Linked DNA regions of Mus musculus: all the other regions are linked to region 3. A link is a contact called in ENCODE Hi-C data. All regions are on one chromosome and are shown on one strand. Each heading gives the region's core, a stretch centred on a gene start or an enhancer-like site at or near the end of the contact. The rest is flanking DNA. Distances are from core to core; before and after follow the strand shown. Region 1 holds the start of Ptar1 (protein prenyltransferase alpha subunit repeat containing 1). Region 2 holds the start of Pgm5 (phosphoglucomutase 5). Region 3 holds the start of Fxn (frataxin).

Region 1 (4,308 bases), core at 1,533-4,032, 590 kb before region 3:
AGACTTGCCAGTTATCTGAAGCCATCAGAAGATTGTAGCATATTTTTTTCTATTTTGCACAAAAAACTTTATTTCAGTATATTAATTTCATCATTATTATTATTAAACCTTTTTTTTTTTATAGTCCAGTCATTATCCCCCTCCTGGTCTGCCCTCTATCTGTTTCTTATCCCATGCCCCTCCCCCTGCCTCCATCTCCAAAAGGAAGTTCCTATCTCCCACCCCCATCCCACCAGACCTCACCACTCCTTGGAGCCATAAGTTTCCTGAGGGTTAAGTGCATCTTTTCTCAGAGGCCAGACCAGGCAGTTCTTTGCTGTATATGTGTCCAGGGACTTGGCCCAGCTGGTGAATGCTGCCTGGTTGATGGCTCAGTGTCAGAGAGATCTCAGGGGTCCAGATTAGTTGAGACTGCTGGTCTTCCTATGGGGTTGCCCTCCTCCTCAGCTTCTTCCAGTTTTTTTTTCTAATTCATCTACAGGGGTCCCTGGCTTCTGTCCATTGCTTGGGTATAAGTATCTGCATCTGACTCAGATGCTTGGGCAGCCTCTCAGAAGGCCATGGTAGACTCCTCTCTGTAAGCACGCCAGAGCATCATTAATAGTGTCAGGCCTTGGAGCCTCCCCTTGAGCTGACTCCCAATTTGGGCCTGTCACTGGACCTCCTGTCCCTCAGGCTCTTGTCCATTTTTGTCCCTGCAGTTCTTTTAGACAGGAACAATTCTGGGTCGGAGATTTTGACTGTGGGATGGCAACCCCATCCCTCACATGATGCCCTTTCTTTCTGCTGGAGGTAGGCTCTATAGGTTCCCTCTCCCCAGTGTAGGGCATTTCATCTAAGGTCCCTCCCTTTAGTCCTGAGAGTCTCTCACCTCCCAGGTCTCTGGCACATTCTAGAGGGTCCCCCCACCTCTTATTTCCCAAGGTTGTCTGTTTCCATTCTTTTGGCTGGGCCTCAGGGCTTCAGTCCTGTCCCCACCTCCAATACCTGATCATGTCCCCCTTTTCCCTCCCTGTCCCTTATCCCACCCAGGTTCCTCCCTCCCTCTGCCACTTACCCCCAAGTCCCCATGATTGCTTTCTTCTCCCTCCCAAGTGGGATTATGGCATCCTCACTTGGGCCCTTTGGCTTGTTAACCTTCTTGAGTTCTGTAGATTGTATTCTGGGTATTCTATATGTTTTTTGGCTAATAACCACTTATTAGTGAGTATATACCATGCATATCCTTCTGGGCCTGAGTTACCTCACTCAGAATGATATTTTGTAGTTCCATCCATTTGCCTGCAAACCTCATAATGTCCTTGTTCTTAATAGTTGAGTTGTACTCCATTGTGTAAATGAACATTTTCTGTATCCATTCTTCCATTGTGGGACATCTGGGTTGTTTCCAGCTTCTGGCTCTCACAAATAAGGCTGCTATGAACATAGTGGAGCATGTGCCCCTGTGGCATGGTGGGGCATCTTTTGGGTATATGCCCAAGAGTGGTATAGCTGGGTCTTTAGGTAGACCTATTTCCAATTTTCCGAGGAACCTCCAGTAGCATATTACTTTTTAAAAAAATGTAAAAGATGTGTGTGCGTGTATGTTCCCACAGAAGCCAGAAGAGGATGTTGGATCATCTGGAGCTGGGGTTACAGGTGGTTGTGGTTGCTAAAAACAAGTGTACTTCATTGCTAAGCCATCTCTCCAGCCCCTGGTATCACTCTTCGACAGGACTCTTGAACTTGCTCTTGGTCTAGGGATGCAACACACCCCATTTGTCTCACTGCTTCTCCCAGAGCTTGTCAGAGTCTTTTAGGGTCTTAATCAGGTCTGTTTTGCTTTCCACAAGTTTGTAGACTGTCTCTTGTTTCTTCACCAGGATCAGGACCAACCACAGTTTGCTTTTCAGAGATCCAAGTTTCAAATAGCCCAGCCAAAGATAACCTTGAATGTCACCTCCTGTTTTTACCTCCCAAGATCACAGCCACGCACTACCTTGCCAGGGCCAAAAACCAAAAATTAAAAAGATACAGACTTCAAGCATCAGAGAAGGAGGAAGAGGAGGAGGAGGACGGGGAGGAGGAGGAGGAGGAGGAGGGAGAGGAGGAGGAGGAGGAGGAGGAGGAGGAGGAGGAGACACCATCACCAGTTAGAGGCAGTCAGAACTTTGTACTTAGAAGGGACAAATAAACCTGATATATAAAAATAAAAATTTTAATTACAACACTTTTAAAATCCAAATGGAACAGAGCAATCTTATAATTTGTGGAGCAAGAGAGGTCAGGAACAATTGTCAAAGCCTTTATTTTATTTTATACTCCAAATTAACGTAGTGATCACGAAATGTATCAAAAATGCTAAAAGTACAGAAGTACAGTGGGTTACTTTTGTTTTTAACCTTATCCCCGAGATCTGAAGGGTTCTTTCTCCTGTACTTTCTTTCCTTTGCTTACTACATTACAAGATCTAACTAAACGCGCTACTTTACACTTCATGCATAAAGTAGCACAGGCGTGCAAAAGGAGGTCAGCAACCCGCCTCCTCCCCGGGTGGGCCGGTGAAGCGGGCCTGGTGCAGCCATCCGGAGGTCCCTGGGTAAAGGCCACTCTGGGACACGGCTGCTCGGAGAAGTGCGGGGGAAGCCTCCTTCCTCCACGCCTAGTGAACCAAAACTCCACCAAAAGCCACCGAGCTCGAAGAGCCGGCCCAACCCAGCGGTGCTGCGGCCCTCCCTGACCCGGAAGTGCTCGGCGGCCTCGGCGAGAACGCGCCTGAGCCAGCGCGCGCGCGCGCCCCCGCGGAACTCCCGCCGGCGGCTGGGCTCTGCCGGAGGCGCGCCCGATCGCGGCGGCCGCCAACATGGCCGAGTCGAACGAGGAGGTGGCGGTGCTGGTGCAGAGGGTGGTGAAGGACATCACCAACGCCTTCCGAAGGAACCCGCACATGTGAGTGGCGCGCCCTGCGCCGCCGGGGTCGTCGGGGGCGGCTCGGGGCCGCGCTCTAGTCCACTCGCCGGGGCCGCTCGGGGCCCACGCGCGCTTCCGACAGGCGGAGCGCGGCTGGGACTGTCGCGCCGAGCCGGCTGGCCGTTACCAAGACGCGTGGCGGGGCAGTGCCGGGGAGCGACCTCCGAGAGCCACGTCGGAGCGTGGAGTTTTCTGCCCTGCGCGACGCGTCCCGGGAGTTGTGGCAACTCTTCTCCCCGCCGCCCTCCGCCGGGATGCGCTTGCCCCGCGGGCCACTACCGTGGGTCTCTGTGTCTTGGAGGCGACTCTCGGTTGCATCCAGTGCGTGGCTATAGAGGATTATCCACCCCATCATACTCCCTACAGCCCCCTTTCGGGTTAACTAAAGGTGATTGGAAGCTGCCTTTGACTTTTCGACTCGCTTGTCACAAAATTGCAAAGCGAGTCGGATGTAACAATTTTTGAAGGTGACCTGAGTGGATCTTATAAAGCTGTTGCAAACTGGATACTTTTTTTTTATTAGTAGCGCGTCCGAAGTTACAGACGAGCATCTTAAGGCATTCTTACCTAGCATTGTTGCCTTCTAAAAGTTCACTCCTGAACTGATACATATATTATCTCTTTCTCCTCCCTTTCCATTTTATTTGTTACTCTCTAGGAAGATACTCTTAAGATTGTATTTTTCTTTTCCTGATACTCTCCCTTTAACGAATGGAAAGGAAGCTACTAAAGAGTTACCTACATCAGTATACAAAAGAATAAGAAGCCAGAATGTAGCCCATTCCTGGGGAAACAAACATGAAGTCCGGTTTTGTATTATTTTCTCATTGGTTATACAATTTATTTTTAATATTTTAATTTTTTTTACTAAAACACATGAATTATTTTTACGCATTCTAGCCTCCTTAGCTTTTCCACTAAATGAAAGGCCAAACACTTTAATCAAGTGTTCTTTTCCTCCAAGATGATCTCAGAAAAGAATTTAGAAGTCCTCAGATGGCCTGCTTTCTTCTCTCAATTAAGGACTTAAAACTGTACTTCCTTCAAGACAAAAGACTACTGGCCTCTAAACATACCTGCCAGCCCCGACAGCCCCTAAGTCGTCCTCCTTTCCTCTTTTGACTGCTGACTTTTTTCCCCAATGAGTGTTTGGAGTGATTTCCTGGCAGTAGCCATAGTGGCTGCTGGGCCTTTTAAGGAATGCTTTGATGTCTTGTGTGTCTGTCTTTGAGGCCCTTTTTGAGAATTCCAGCTGCAGAGCAAGTAAAAGACACATCCTTTGGGGGGGGGGGGGAAGCTGGGCAAGTGAGAAGGTTCATTTTTTAATCACTGGTGTCATTTTCTAAAACATTGTAACAA
Region 2 (4,362 bases), core at 1,712-4,211, 580 kb after region 3:
ATGTGACAGAGGACAACTTGCAAAAGTCAGTTCTCTCCTACCACATGAGTTCTGGGAACCAAACTCAGATTATCAAGCCTGGAAGCAGGAACTTTACCTGCTGAGCCATCTTTCTGGCTCTATACTCCTAATTTTGTCCTAGAATGTTCAAATTCCAAGTTATACAGTAGTGTAAAATATGTCAACTTGAAGTTTGTAAACTAGTAAAATATATGTAATATGTTCACCATTTAGAAATTTCATAATTCTTGTCTCCTCCAGCAATTATATTAACAAATACCAAGTACATCTTAGAAAAAAAAAAAACTTCCTTGTAAAATTAATTATCTTAGTCAGCATTCTATTGCTGTGAAGAGACATCATGGCCACAGCCATTCTCATAAAAGAAAGGATTGAACTGGGGGCTGGCTTACAGTTTCAGAGGCTGAGTCCATTATCATCATGGCGGGAGCATGGAGGTACACAGGCAGACATGGCGCTGGAGAAGTAGTAAGAACTCTACATCCTGATCCAGAGGCAGCAGATGAGAGAGGCTGGGCCTGGCATGGGCCTTTGAAACCTCAAAGCTCCACCTCCACCCCACCCCCACCCCTAAGGGTCACAATTCCTCCAATAAGGCCACACCTCCTAATCCTTTTAAAAAGTTCTACTCCCTGGTGACTAAGTATTCAACTGTATTAGCCTATGGGGGGCCATTCTTATTCAAACCACCACAGTCACTTTTCAATCAAAACCAAGTTTTTTCAGATAGAGGAATGGCAGGCCACTTGATAATCAGACTTTCCAGTTCAGAGAGGAATACATTCTAGCTTGCTACTTTTGTATCCTGGTTATGAATGTCCAGTCAGGAATCTATTATAAAGGCTTTAGAAACTCAGGTCCATCAACCCTCTCAGCCTCATGCAGCCTGTAGGTTAGAAGGCAAGTGAGTTCACATCCATTTTCAATCACACAAGGACCAATATTGCTCATTATTTTCTAGTCCTGCCAAGCTACTTTTTTTCTAGAGCCAACCATCTGACTATTCACTCCAGAACAGGTCTCCCGGAAGGTGAGAAAAAAAATGAAAAGGAGACTGGTCCAAGCCATTGCTTGAGATGAATATCAACAGTCATCTTCAATAACTATTCTGACCCACAATAAATACTGGGCAGGCTACATTCCTCTCACCGCCTGGCAAACTGGAGTGTGGAGGAGGGTGAGCGGTGTTACAGCGCTCCCAGGGCTCATTATCCTCCATCATGCCCAGGAATAGTTTTGTCAGACAAGAGGGAAAGAGTATTTGTCAATCTCTCACCAACAGAACTCCAGCCAACATTCATCAATCCCAGGTGAAGAGCCAGAGATAAATACCAGCCTGGAATCTGCTCTAAAACTCCAGGGACCATTTCCCGTGATTGCTTTTGGGGTCTTAAAAAACAAAGTAACAATAACAAAAAACTCACAAAACACCTTTTCCTCCATGCCATTCCTAAAACGCTGAGAAGAGAAAAATCACAGTAGGGAACATGAAGCATAGACGGCCCTAATGAAGAAACACTAAGGAGAAATGAAAACAGAGAGAGAGGGGTGGAATGGCCAGAATCCACAGGACAGGTAATTATCTGCTTTCACTTTTAAAGATGGACATCGGCAAGAGATTGCACTCAGGTAAAGTTTCATGGGTGTGGATCTGATCGCGTTCACCAGGCTCAAATGACTTTTGGAAACTTCCTACAGATAATTCAGAGACCCACCCCCCCCTAAAGTTTGCTAGTCACAAGTTTGGGTAACTAGATTTGGGGCTAAGCAGGGGTGGGGAGAGCAGGATGGATTTACCATTTAAGGGGGTGCTTCTGTCTGTAGGGTAGGGAAGAGGGAGCAGACAGAAAGAAACTCAAAGTCTAAGAATCAAGGTTGCAGAAAAAAACTGCAGAGGTCTTAGAAGGGAGAGAGAATGAGGATGCAGATGGGAAGGAAGAGGACCGGCTGGTCAATGCTGAAGGCATCTTGGAGGGGCGATAGGAATTGCGTTAAGAATGCTGCTGCGAGTCTCACTTACATCCTTTAGAGACCTCCTGGGAACTGAGAGCCAAGGTTGCAAAGCCCCCAAAATCATCCAAACCATTCCTGTCCCAATCAAAGTCACCACTAAAGGACCACTGGGCTAGAGTGAAGTGTTGGGGCCCAGTCTTGACAAATAGCACATGGTTCAATACTGGAGTGTGCCCACGCAGATAATTGTTAAAATTTGGCAGCTATGATTTGGAGAGAGAGGATTACGGCAATAATAATAATAATAATAATAATAATAATAATAATAATAATAATAATAAATAGAATAAAAGAATACCGGAGTGAGATTATATTGGCAGACTCGAAAAAAGTCTGTGTAGGGAGGTGGGCAATAAATCGCTTGGAGGAATACGGGACACCCAAGGCTGTGATGGAGTGGAAAATGGATGCAGAACGAATACAGCAGAAAGTACAACAGGTGCCGGAGAAGCCTAAGTTTCCAGCCCAGGGGCTTTGAGAAGAGCAGCTCCTCTAAGGCCAGTGTCCCACTGTGCCTAGTGGCTGCCAGTGCGCCCGGGTGGGAAGCTGGAAAGAGCACAGGGAGGTGACCAGGGTGTGGAGACCCCGCAAACCGGGGCGTGAGAGTCACTCACCCCATTGGCCGCAGCCATCTGCACCACGATCTCAGTAGCCGTCCTGCTGAAGTACCTGCCGTCGCTGCCCACCACCATGGTGCAACCCTGACGGTCGCGCAGGTCGATGGACGACAGCACACTCTGGATGAAGTTGGGCAGGTAGTTGCGCTGGCCCTCGAAGAGCCCTGTGGGCCGTCGCAGCCCGCCGCCACCGGTCGGCCGCTGGTCCTCATAGGGCGCCGTGGGCACCGTCAGCACTGGGATGGGGCTCCCCTCCATGGCGCCGCTGGCCGGTCCTGCCGCGGCTGCGGGAGCCTCGGGGATCTGCCGCCCTCCCGGGCCCCCGCGGTCTGGCCTTGCTCCCGGCTCCGCCTTGCGCCCTCCCCGCCCCTCTCCACCCTCCCGTCGCTACTCTCGGATTGTCCCCCTCAACGTCCCAGAGTGGAGTCTGCCTCCACCTTCAGATAGTTTTCTGCAGCCCAGCTCTTTTCCAGAGGATCGCCCAGCTGTCCTCAATTCCTTTCCCCAGCTCGCCTGACTTTGGGAGTGTCTCAAAGCCAAGCTCTAGGACCAGCTCCTGTGTCCCCAGCCACACCACACTCTTGAGTCCAGTGCCCCGACTCAGCCTTCCAGCTCCTCCAGAGGCCCACTCTCCACTAGAAGACAGCCTGGCACTGGAGTCTGAGCTAGCCAGGGGCCTAGCCCACAGCCCTCTCTCCCCACACCCTGAGTCTGCTTAGCTCAAGTGCAAGTTTCTCTCCCTAGTAAGGACAGAGAGGGAGGTGGGAGGGGGCTAAAACCTTTTGCCATCAGAGAACAGCCCTAGCCAAAAATAACCCTGGAAAGGAGAGCTGAGAATTGTTAGGCTCTGCCAGAGGTGAAACTGAAGGCTGGGCAGTGAGTGTGTGTGTGAGTGTGTGTGTGTGTGTGTGTGTGTGTGTGTGTGTGTACACTCAGCAGGAACATTTGTTGTGCAGAATCATACCCTGTCGGCCCCTTTAGTCCACAGGACCTACCCCAGCATCTACATTTGTAGCATCTCTCCAGGTGGGAGTTTTGTTTTGTTTTGTTTTGTTTTGTTTTGTTTTCATTGTTGTTGTAACTGCAACAAACACATACTTTCTTATTCTTTTCCTGCTTGTCCTTCCTACACATCTGCTTAGAAATCGGCTTCCCTCACACTGCATCTGTCCACGCTACCGAACTCTGGATAAAATACTTTCGGTAGGCGATTAAAACGCACTTAATGTCCACCAGGAATGAATGAACGAAGCCAACTGAAACAAAGGTGAGGTGCCACCTACTGTGCTTGGCCCCCTTGCCTGAAGCCTTTCTTTCTGATCCTCCTCAAATCCAAAACCAGGAAAATCTTCATATAGAGAGGAGTGAAAAGGGAGGGAATTAAAGGGGGGGGTGGGGACTGAGCTCGGCACACGGCTGTGAACCCAACCATCTACAGTGTGTGGAGAGACAGAGGACAAAGCAGAGAAAGCTTCGCAGGAGGTGTGGGACTAGAGTAATTCCCAAGATTCAATGCAATGGGAAAGGAGGGAAAGGGAGGCAGGCCAGCTTCATAAGCACCAAGGCTGGCACGTCCTTCATCCCCCGTCCTAGGTGGGCAGAGATAAGAACCCAGTCCTAGTCTCCAGGCTGGATGCTCCTGTGCTGAGCTCAGCTTCTTTACAAGGTGAGTCAAGAGAAATGGGGTGCTCTCTGACCTAGGGATGCCTCT
Region 3 (4,366 bases), core at 1,493-3,992:
ATTAAACTTCTGAACTGAAAGCTAGCCCCTATTAAATGTTTGATCATGGTGTCGCTTCACAGCAATGGAACACTGACTAAGACAGCTGTGGTAGCTGTATCTCACTCAGGTGGTCATGGTTAGGTAGCACCAGATCGAGCATCTCTCCATTGGCTAAGATAGCTATGCTGACTGTATCTCAAGTGGCCATGGCTACACCGCACCAGCTGCCATGTGCTCGAGAGTCGTCTCTCTCTGCTTGGCACTGCTCTGTCTTTAGCTGAATGGACTCACAGAATCCTTTTCTCCCTCATGGAGTTATGAGGGAAGAACTTCATCGTGATCATCTTTTTTTTAAAAAAAATAATTATCTTGTATTTTGTGTGTGTGTGCCTGAGTATATGGATATACACAGCATGTATGTGGGTGACCTTGGAGGGAGAAGAGGGCAGCCGATCTCAGATCTCCAAGAACTGGAGTGATAGAAGGTTGGGCGCTGCCTTGTGCCAGGAATCAAACCCAGATCCTCTCTAAGAATAGCAAGTGTTCTTAAATGCTGAGCCATCTCTCTATCCCCTACTCCATCATCATCCGCTGGAGGGGGTAGCCCTATAGAGTTGCAGTGCTCACTTACTTGTTCCTAGGGGGCACAGGTTGGGTCCCTATAAGTCTCAGGGTCATAACTATCAAATGGCCAATGCGTATGCATAATTCTGTTTGTGCATGTCTGTCTAAAGACACTTTATTTATTATATATTATTGGTTTGTCAGCTTTGAACTTGAAGCAAGAACACTTATAACTCATGCTGAAGTGAGGTGTTTCTTTTTTTCTTTCTTTCTTTCTTTCTTTCTTTCTTTTTTTTTTTTTTTTTTTTCTCGAGACAAGGTTTCTCTGTGTAGCCCTGGCTGTCCTGGAACTCACTCTGTAGACCAGGCTGGCCTCGAACTCAGAAATCCGCCTGCCTCTGCCTCCCAAGTACTGGGATTAAAGGCCTGTGCCACCACTGCCCACCTGAGTGAGGTGTTTCTTTCATACATTTTCTTTGCAAGCCATTCCACAATCTTACTATGTTTACTGTGGCTCTAGGCTTGGGGACCACTTTCAAACGACAAAGTCTCCCACAGGTACATCGACGCAAACAGGCATTTCGCTGAAGAGACTGAATATCTGCTCACTCCGTGACAGCGGAATCAAGCCTTGTTGGACAACGGCCGGGAGGGGACACCTTCCATGAGCCTTGCGCTTTTGGCCAGTCTGCCGCTTTCAAAGTGACTGTAGGAGCATCAGGGTAGACAACTGGGGACCGTAAACGATATTGAGCCACTGAGAACAGACTCTGAGCATAAAGATGGACCGACTGTATTTGCATTGTACAGGCGAGGAAACGGAGATGCCAAAGACAAAGTTGCTCAGGCTCTCAGAGATGCAGAAATCCAAAGTGCACAGCTGCAACTGGAGCCCAGCTGTCAGGCGCCAGGCAAGGGAAGAACAGGGCAGTAAACATCCAAGAAAGTGTTTGAGGAAGCATGGGTTACAGGTTCGGCCCTTCAAACCCTAGCCGTCTCTCTCTCTGACCAGTCCACTTTTGTTTGTTTTGTTTTTAAACTTTCTTTTTCAGTGTTATAGAAAGAACCCAAGAACTCTTGAACGCTAAGTGACCATGTCACTGCTGAGCTACAAAGCTAGCCCTATTTTTATTATTGTTTTTTATTTTAATGACAGGACCTCAAGAATCCTAAGCTGGGTTTAAACCTGTAGACATTATTATCCCACAGCCTACTCCACCTTTGTCCATAGCTCTCCCCTTCCTAGAATGCTCCCCAGACCCGTTCTTTGGCATCTATCACGGCCCTCTCCGGAAAGCCTTCCTTCACCCTACTGCTGTCTTTTCAAGCCACGGAGTAACAGATTCTGTTCTTTGCATCTACTAAGAACCGAGACTTATCTGAAGTGCTAAGGCCTTTGCGAATACAGTTTAATTCTCCCGCCAAAATCGCAAAATGGGTGTTACCCTTTAATCTCCTCGGAACAGAAAGCCAAGCCCTGCCCCCAGACAGTTAGGGTCTCCCCAAGGTCACAGGGCTCTCCAGCGCCGCGCAGTCAGAACGTGGAACCAAGATCCCCTCATTTTCCAAAAGCTGGACTCTAGGGCTCTGCTGCTACACCTGTGATCCCAGCAGAGAGGAGGCAGGAGGATCACAGGATTGAAGCCACTTTGGGGTACTCAGCCAATCCTAGGCTAGCCAGGGATACAGAGTGAGGCAAACAAGCAACAAAAAGCCCTGCTCAGAGCAACTCCACAACCCCATTAGTCTCACGCCCTGAAAAAGGCAACTTCGGAGTGCACACAATAATAAACACGCCCTGCTGCACACGCTATACATCCTGTGTTAATTACGGAAACTCGTCTTTTCCCATCCCCACCGCCAAGGTCCGAAGCCCGCGCAAACACCGCGCGCGCCCTGCACCCAAACGCGCGCGCAACCAGAGCGACTCGGCGCGTGCGCGCTGCGCGTCCCCGGCATAGGGGCGGGCGCGGCCTGCGCTCCGGTGTGCGGCCCGGCGAAGCGCGTACTCACGGCGTGGCGGGTGGCGCCGGCGTTGACTGTGACATGTAGGCCTCGGCGGCCGCAGGTTACGATCGGTTCCCTCCAGCGCGGGTTCCCGACCCAGGCGGAGGCCCGGGACGCCGTCCGGGGCAGCAAGCCCACGGCTGCGCGACCTCCGAACGCCCACATGCTACTCCAGCTCCGCGGCCGCTCCGCCCCGCGCGAGGACTCGGTGGTGCCACCTGGTGGCCGTGCCCCCCCCCCGCCCCCCCCCGCCCCCCCCCCCCCCCGAGCGCCGCGGCTGGGCTCCTGCGCGCAGGTCCAGCACTACAGCCCTGTGCAGACCTTTAACCAGAACCCAGAACCTGCTCTGCGCCAAACTCGCAACGTATCCCTTGGGCAGCACTAGTGTGTAAACACTGACCCCTGCAAGTTTATTCGCTGACAACAATTTTACAGAGTGGTAGTGGGTGATTCTGAAGATACGCTGGTGATCAAAATAGCTTTGCTTAAAAAACAAAACAAAACTAGTTCTAACAGCTAGCTTCAACTGCCCGATCATCTCAAATTCCGCATCTCTTAGGCAATAGAAGTACCAGGCAGCATGAATGGAGGAGGGGCTTCCGTAGCCCCAGGCTCAGCCGAGGAACTATTGGTTGCTGATGGCTATAGGATGAGGGAGGGTGAGTTTTCTTCTGGGATATGGCCTCTGATTGGCTGTCCTAGCTCCATGGGGATGGTCCTACACTGTATACACTGTTAGGGCTAAGTGGAGTCGGTTTAAAAAAAAAAAAATTCAGAGCGGTGGTAGTGTACACCTTTAATCCCAGCACCCGAGAGGCAGAGTCAGGTATATGGAGTTCGAGGCCAGCTTGAGCTACATAGTGAGTTTCAGAACAGCCGGAGCTACATAGTGAGACCTAGTCAAAATAAATAAGTAAATAAACAAATAAACACATAAATAAATAAAAATTTAAAAAGGAACATAAAATTGGGAGGAGGGGTGGGGTGGTTCGGTAGGAGTTGGGAGTGGCAGGTGAGTTTGATCGAAAACACATTGTATACATGTATGGGATTCTGAAACAACAGTAGGAATAAGGAAGTGCCCGGCTGAAGTACCCGAATGCTTCTTGGATGAGGAGTAGTCAGGACTGGTGATTGGTTCTCCTCATAGCTGTTTTTTTTTTTTTCCCCCCCAGCAGCCCCAACAGGTTCCTCACACTCCTGGTAGTTCTCCTGGCTTTTATGTCAGTGTGAGAAGGAGTCTGTGCATTGTCTCGGGTTGCCATTATGACACTGGAGAACTCTGAGCTTCAAGAGTTAAGAGACAGTGTCAGAGGAGTCTTTTGCCTCCAGGGTCTCAAGAAGGATTGAATGACAGCAGCGGTCAGCAGCAAAGCGTTTAAGAACATCCTCCATGTACCACCTGACTTGGGATACTATTGCTTCTGATTTCCCACAAAAAGCCACAAAGGAAAGGGGAAGTTTGTAGTGACTGCTAATGCAACCCTCCCCCTCTCTCTTTCTCTCTCTCCTTCCTTCCTCTCCTTCTCCCTCTCTGACCTGTAGCTAATTTTCAGATATGGAATTGGAAGCCCTGACATATTAAGTGACTCCCCCCTGATTGAAGGGGAGTTAGAACCCTGGCTTCCTGATTTCTGGTCCGAGGGCTCTTACACCCTCTGTCTTAGAAAAGGAGTTTTTCTTAGTTTCAATATCACAGCTCTAACTGGCTCTCTGGGATCATGTGCCCATCCATGGAAGCCAATAGTCTGCAAAACAGTGAGGGCTACGCTACCGGTCAGCATCATGGTCCATTCTGTGCTGCTGTAATGTA

Evidence for each region. A loop is a pair of places that touch in the nucleus more often than their neighbours do.
Region 1: a map of heart shows a loop between it and region 3 (12-fold over the local background). The contact joins the promoter of Ptar1 here to the promoter of Fxn in region 3. A Hi-C loop is called at or near these places in 7 of 37 maps with a recorded cell type or tissue (gastrocnemius, heart and v-Abl transformed pro-B cells).
Region 2: a map of heart shows a loop between it and region 3 (4-fold over the local background). The contact joins the promoter of Pgm5 here to the promoter of Fxn in region 3. A Hi-C loop is called at or near these places in 12 of 37 maps with a recorded cell type or tissue (CH12F3, T-helper 17 cell, T-helper 2 cell and 2 more).

What each region holds. Positions count from the first base shown.
Region 1 is chr19:23,684,618-23,688,925 of GRCm38, forward strand. Ptar1 (protein prenyltransferase alpha subunit repeat containing 1) reads left to right here and starts at 2,783. Exons shown (of 7, transcript NM_028208.1): 1 at 2,783-2,928. The coding sequence starts at 2,843.
Region 2 is chr19:24,858,881-24,863,242 of GRCm38, forward strand. It overlaps Pgm5 (phosphoglucomutase 5), which reads right to left and starts at 2,962. Exons shown (of 11, transcript NM_175013.2): 1 at 2,649-2,962. The coding sequence starts at 2,909.
Region 3 is chr19:24,277,848-24,282,213 of GRCm38, forward strand. Fxn (frataxin) reads right to left here and starts at 2,743. Exons shown (of 5, transcript NM_008044.3): 1 at 2,560-2,743. The coding sequence starts at 2,718.